Linked DNA regions of Homo sapiens: region 2 is linked to region 1. A link is a contact called in ENCODE Hi-C or POLR2A ChIA-PET data. All regions are on one chromosome and are shown on one strand. The core of a region is the stretch at or near the end of the contact, and the rest is flanking DNA. Distances in the headings are between cores, read along the strand shown. Region 1 holds the start of ZNF761 (zinc finger protein 761). Region 2 holds the start of PPP2R1A (protein phosphatase 2 scaffold subunit Aalpha).

Region 1 (3,262 bases), core at 1-2,500:
AAACCCCACTCCGTCTTTGTTGAAATGCTCAGCTTTTTAGATGTAAATCCACTGAGCCGGTGCGTATCTTAAATAAACATCCTTTTGTCTCCCCCATATCAGTCTGTCTAGTCCTCAGTTTCCCGCAACACCATCTCTGCGCCTCCTTTGCTCTCCCCGTTAAATTCTCTCTTCCCTGTTATACCCCCCTGTCCCCACTCTCTAGCACCCCAGATCCCCAGGTGTCCTCCCTGCTGTGCTTCTCCCTCTGTTCTCCTTGCCACCAGCACCACTCTGCTCTGTCTGCCCTGGCTCCAAATCCCTCCTCCTCTCCCTCACCCTGATGAGCCTCCCTCTTTGCTGTCCCTCTCCCTACCTTGCTGTCCTTCATCTCTCTGTACATCCAGCTTTTCTCTACATTTCTGCACTTGCTTTTCTCCTCCTGCTTTCTTATCGTTTTCTTTTCACTTTTGCTGTCTCTTGGCAAATCCCTCACCCATCCTCTACTTTGCCATCTGTTATAGGTCTTTCTCATTCTTCTTTTCTGTCTCAGGTTTTCCACTGCTCTCTGTCCGTCTCCTGATCCCTTTGGCCCACACAGTCACAGGAGGGTTTGGAGTAAGACGCCTGCATCCCGGGGGAGCGCATTTTCCAGGGGCTGGAGCTGGGCAGGCAGTAACACCCCGCGTCACAGGACAGGCCCCGGGCACCTCCCCAACGCGGGCTCAGGGGAAGCGGTGATTGTGGAGGCGAAACCCGTGGAGCAGCAGGGCCCGGCACAAGGAGGGAGGTGAAGGGGCGACAGCACCTTAAGGCAAGGGTGGGGTCTGCAGGATCCTAGGACCAGGCAGAGGACGCGGCCTTTCCGGGACTGGGGCAGCGGCGCTGGGCTCCAGGGGCCGACAAAGGCGAGAATCCACCTCTCAGGTGAGGACTTTAAAAAGCGCGGGGCGGGAGGAGTCAGAAAAAGGTTTACAGCAGGAAAACTACAGGTTAGAAAGTGTATACATTGCCCTGTAGCAGAAACACCCGGGACGGGACCAGCCTCAGGGGGACCTTAAACCCAAAAGGAACCGACCCACGGCCTCTCACGAGGTCGTCTCAATTTGCTCTGAGTGAAGGAAGACGGCTGAGAATTTCCAGGTTTGTGGGGATCCCAAGTCCCAGGTACAGAAGCGCCAGGAACCTGGAAGAGCAGACTTAATACAAGACAGGGCGAAACTCACGCGCCGCGGTGGCACCGTCACTCCACGCTATCCGCTTCCTGGTCTGCACGAATCTGCGCGCGCAGAGCAGAAGCCAGGCCTGGGCGGGACCCGCAAGGAGGTGGGCGGGGCCTGGACGAGGCAGGGGCGGGGCGCGAGGCGGAGAGACCTTGCGCTTTAGAGCCGGCAGAGGGCGGGGCCGGGGCGTGACCGGTGCTCCTCTCAGCTTCTCTCCTAGCACCTGTTTTCGGGTGGTGAAGGTGAGACCGCCCAGGAAGGCTGACGCATGGACTCAAAAGCCCTGGAATTGTCTGGAACGGGATACAAACTAGAATGTAAAATGCAAGGCCCTGCCTGGGCGGAACGTACGATTTCATGCTGACGGCCCACAGAACAGAACAGAAATCCTCTCCCTTTCTATTCTCCACTCACTCAGGAGGGAGAGTCCACCCCGTGCTCAGCTGCAGAGACTTCCCTAGGGCCTCCCCCTGGGATGCGGGACGGAATGCTCAGGCCAGCCAGGGGCGACCTGCTGGATAAACACAGCAAGGATTCAGGCGCGGGGGCGGGAGCCTGAGTTCCCAGCTACTCAGGAAGCAGCGGCGAGAGGATCGCTGAGCCTGGGGGTCCAGGCCAGCCTGGGCGACAAAGTAACACCCCTCCCTCAGGACTCCCTCCCTCGTCTCTCTCTCTTTTTTTCTCCATTTTTTAACGTTAAAATAAAATTTTGATTGTGTGAGATAGGGATACATTATTCTTTTCCATGTGGATATCCAGTTAGTTGTCCCAGCACATTTGTAGAAGAGATCTATTACTTTCTTTTATTTATTTACTTATTTCTTTTCTTTTATTTTGAGACAGAGCATTTCTCTGTCGCCCAGGCTGGAGTGCAGTGGCAGGAACTGGGCTCACTGCAGCCTCTGCCTCCTGGGTTCAAGCGATTCCCCTGCCTCAGCCTCCGGAGTACCTGCCATTACAGGCGCGTGCCACCATGCCCGGCTAATTTTTGTATTTTTGTAGGTGGGTTCCCCATGTTGGCCAGCTGGTCTCAACCTCCTGACTTCAAGTGATCCACCTGCCTCGGCCTCCCAAAGTACTGGGATTACAGGCGTGAGCCACTGTGCCTGGCCCCCCCAAAATACTTTTTACTTCACTGTCTAATTGTTGAGAAAATATAATTGAAAACAAACAAAAAGTCTTTCTCCAAATGAGAAATCATCTCCACGATGATCATAGAGAAAGAAATTAAAACCATTTCATTAATAAATAAGCCTTAGACCAGATTGTGATGCGAAATACAGGCAAACAGCTAAGAGGTTGAAAAAAGAGAAAGAAACTTTACTGTTCTATACAACCCATTAAGGACATGTTTTCAAGATAAACGCTAATCAGTCCTCAGGGAAGAGGACTTGACAACACTCTTGGTCACACATAGTTCATCCTGACTCTACTTGGTAATGGAGGTGACCATCTGTGTCAGCTAATTAGCTTCATTCTGAGGGACGGGGAGTAACACTAACCCATGTCTTTCTGACAAGTGTGAGTTTTACAACATAGCGACAGGTGCCCTCTCTGGTGAGGCTCCTACAGTCTGACAGAAACTGATATCAGCAGTAAATAATAAAATTTAGAATATATGATTAAGCACAGAGTTTATTTGAACACAAAGCATGAGGATAGCCACCTGGAAACATCAACTCCAAATGAATGGGATCAGCGTTCCCTTAGGTTTCACACACACGGAAAGACAGAGAAGCTTTAGAAGAATCACCACATTTTCCATTCAAGACCAGTACATAGGGTGCAGCAAGGTGATTGGTTATGGATTGATATACTTCAAGGAAGGTTACTTTATCACTCAATATAAAGGGACAATGATCCCAGGAGGTCTTATCTCTGGGGCTGCTTAGTCTTTTTAATTATTTACAGGAAAATTCTCTCTCTCTTTTTTTTTTTTTTTGGACGTAGTCTTGCTCTCTCACCCAGGCTGGAGTGCAGAGGCATGATGTCAGCTCACTGCAACCTACACCTCTCAGATTCAAGCAGTTCTCCTGCCTCAGCCTCCCAAGTAGCTGGGA
Region 2 (3,265 bases), core at 581-3,080, 1.2 Mb after region 1:
CTACCACTACATCCTATTTGTTTCCTTCCCATCACTTTTCAAACACTCATCTATTCAGCTCTGCTGACCTGTTTCACATCTGGATCCTGTATAGCAACTGGTGTCTCCACTATATCCCCAGCATCATATCTCATACATGGCATATATTTACTGAACAAAAGAATTCATACAACCGCCCTATGAACTAGGTAATTAACCCCATTAAAGAGAAGAGGAAACAGGCCTAGAGAGATTAACTAACTTGCCCTTGTCAATCAGTAACAAGTGGAAGGGCCGGGAATACAACCACAACCTGTATGCCACCAGAAACAGTGATATACCAGGAACCTAGGAGGCGAGACCCACGTTTGGCAGGTTACCCAGTGCACCTTGTCCAATTTTATAAATGGGAAAACAGACCTAAAGGGAGGATGGGACCTCTTTAATCACCACTCCCAATAATTACAGCTAATATTTATCGAGCCCTTACAACAGGCCTGACACCATTCTACTTTTTATTTGTGTCATAATTCGTTCAGTCCCTCACAAGTCCCTCCAGCAAGACCAGGACTACAATTAGCCCATATTTTATGGAACACAGAGACCCAAAGCGGTGAAGTAATTTGCACAAGGTCACACAGCAGGTGGGAGGTGGACTTGCAGTTCTAACTGTTCTCAATCCCACACCAGCCCGGCTCAGAGCCTTGGGTCACCTCATCCCATAACCAGGAATGTTCATCCGGGCTGGGCGCGGTGGCTCACGCCTGTAATTCCAACACTTTGGGAGGCCGAGGCGGGTGGATCGCTTGAGGTCAAGAGTTCCCGACCAAGCCTGGCCAACATGGTGAAACCCCGTCTCTGCTAAAAATACAAAAATTAGTCGGGCGTGGTGGCTCGCGCCGGTAATCGCAGCTAATTAGGGAGCTGAGGGGCGAGGATGGTTTGAACCCGGTATGCAGAGGTTGCACTGAGCCGAGATCGCGCCACTGCTCCCCAGCCCCAGCCTGGGCGACACAGAGACTGTCTCAAAAAAAAGAAATAAATAAATGTTCATCTGCTTAGCAAATCCCTCAACCCCTATCCTGGTCAATGGGAGGATCCGGGGAGATGGGGAGGCGGGTTTCTACAACCTAATTCGCTCCTAAACTTGGCTAGTCCCCACCTTTGGTGGGGGGGTGTTTTTGCGTCCCCGTCCTCTTAGGACACCTAAACCAAAATGAGAGGCGGAGGAAGAGCAGGAATTAGGATGGCAGGCCTTCGCCTCTCGGTCCCCACTTGGCCCAGCAGTCGAAACCCAGAAAACAAAAAAACCTTCCCAGGTCCCGACCCACCCGGCGGCCCTCCCCTACTTGGAGCAAGTCATGCGCGCCCCACATCCCCAAGAGGCCATTCAGAGGCCGCCGCCAATCACGGAGTCCTCCTCTCTCCCAGACCCAGTCCGCAGACCCCAGCCCTGGCCACAACCTCCCAGGACCGCGGACCGCCGCGCGCACAGGGCAGGCCCGGGACCCTCGAGGCTAGCGCTGGCCCCCGCCCTCCACTGGGCCGACACCCAATCGGGAGCGCCGTCTCAAGGAGTCCGGGCAACCGGGGAGATAAGAGACGCACGCTGATTGGCCGTCGCCCCCTTCCGCCACTCCCAGCGAACGCTGAGTCTTCTCCGCGAGGGCCGCCCGTGCCCCCAGGTACCCCTCCGCGTCTTCCCCAAGTCCCCCGTAGCCTCCGGACCTGAACGTCCTCATTGCGGAGTTCGTCTATGAGCACCGCGATGGGGTACAGCGAGTCGTCGCCGTCGGCCGCCGCCATCTTGGCTCCGTCCCTTTCCTGTCAGACTGCGGCCAGCGCTGTGCTGAAACGTGGGGGGGGCAATGCTGGGAGAAGAAGGAAGGGCGGGCGTGGGGGCGCCCGAGCCAGTTTACAGGGGCTGCTCCACGGCCATTGGCCGCGCTACCCAGGGCTAAGCTCGCGTTTCTTTGGTCCGGACTTGTGAAGTCCCGCCCACTTCCGATTTGCCATTGGTCGAGTGAACAAGATTTGACTAGTTTGAGCCTAGGAGAGGGGGAAGAAAGCGGAAGTTAGCCGTGTCCTAGCGACCAAGATTGTACCCGCCCTGGTCGCTGCTAACAACGACCGAGACGAGCAGTAGTTTCTAGCCAATGAGGGGCGACATGGGGAGGAGGCTAAGCCTGCCCTTTCTTGAGTCCCCGGGAAGGCTTCTGCGCGTGCGTCGGTGGTAATACGTGACGTCCTGTGGGGAGCTGGAGGGTGTGCAGGTTTTGGGTTACCAGGCCGTGGTTCCGCTGGCTGGCTGGCTGGCTCTCCGCGCCGTTGCGCGGCAGGAGGAGGGAGTGAGACTTTGATTTGTGCTTGATTTATGCCAAGGCCCAGAGAAGGGAGCGACTTGCCCTTCTCTCTTTTTTCTTTTTCTTTCTTTTTTTTTTTTTTTTTTTTTTACTTTTTTAAAGACAGGGTCTCGCTCTGTTGCCCAGACTGTAGTGCAGTGGCAGGATCTTGGCTCACTGCCGCCTGGACCTCCCCGAGCTCAAATGATCCTCTCGCCTCAGCCTGCAGAAATAGCTGGGACTATCGGCGCGCGCCGCTAGGCCCGGCCAATTTTTAAAAAAATGTTTGTGGAGACCGAGTCTCACTGTGTTGAGCTCAGTTGCCTTGCTGTTTGGATGAAACCCAAGCCCCTCGGGCTGGTATTCAATACCCTGTCTAGGCGCGTCTCCCATCTGTTTTTTACCTTTTATCTGATGTCCTGGAGAATTACAGCTGCCTGAGCACTTCTTGCGTTTTCATGCCAGCAAGCCTCCTTGCCCAAGCTGTGCGTTCTGCTAGGGGTGCCTTTCATATTCACTTCTGAGATCTCTGCATAAATGCCTCCCCTTTACTCCCTTTCCTCTCTGTCTTCAGGCTCTGTTCTCTAGGCTTCCAGAGCCACAGAACCCCTCTCTCTGTCTCTCCAGTCCCATCTATCTCTCTGTCTCTCCAATCCCATCTCTCTCTCTCTCTCTCTCCAATCCAATCTCTCTCTCTGTCTCTCAATCCCAGAGCCTGGGCTGTGACTATGTATTCGAATTTGTTTCCTCCATAGAGTGGGAGCAGGATTGGATCTGACTAATCTCTGTTTTTAACCTCTTCAACACAGCCCTACCCCCCCACCGCAATCTTAGGACCACTCTAACTGAGGGAGTTGAATGGGGATGGGAAGGCCTGGGATGCTCTTTCCTCCTTTATTCTGCTACTTGAAGGGCTAGGCTGAGCTAGCACTCTGACAGATCTG

What was found. A loop is a pair of places that touch in the nucleus more often than their neighbours do. ChIA-PET counts read pairs that join two places held with the same protein, here RNA polymerase II (POLR2A). Pooled maps may share reads with other maps.
Region 2: a loop to region 1 is called in a pooled map, with 13 times the contacts of the local background. The contact joins the promoter of PPP2R1A here to the promoter of ZNF761 in region 1. A Hi-C loop is called at or near these places in 1 of 37 single-sample maps with no recorded cell type and 7 of 50 pooled maps. POLR2A ChIA-PET finds 5 or more read pairs at or near these places in 2 of 52 experiments (activated B cell and activated CD4-positive, alpha-beta memory T cell).

What each region holds. Positions count from the first base shown.
Region 1 is chr19:53,429,972-53,433,233 of GRCh38, reverse strand. ZNF761 (zinc finger protein 761) reads right to left here and starts at 1,250. Exons shown (of 5, transcript NM_001289951.2): 1 at 1,206-1,250. The region is part of intron 9 of ZNF765-ZNF761 (ZNF765-ZNF761 readthrough); the gene reads right to left. It also overlaps the pseudogene TPM3P9. RefSeq lists a silencer at 1,294-1,373.
Region 2 is chr19:52,188,617-52,191,881 of GRCh38, reverse strand. PPP2R1A (protein phosphatase 2 scaffold subunit Aalpha) reads right to left here and starts at 1,830. Exons shown (of 15, transcript NM_014225.6): 1 at 1,708-1,830. The coding sequence starts at 1,785. RefSeq lists enhancers at 1,615-1,854, 1,305-2,272, 2,185-2,404, 2,415-2,464, 2,495-2,624 and 1 more.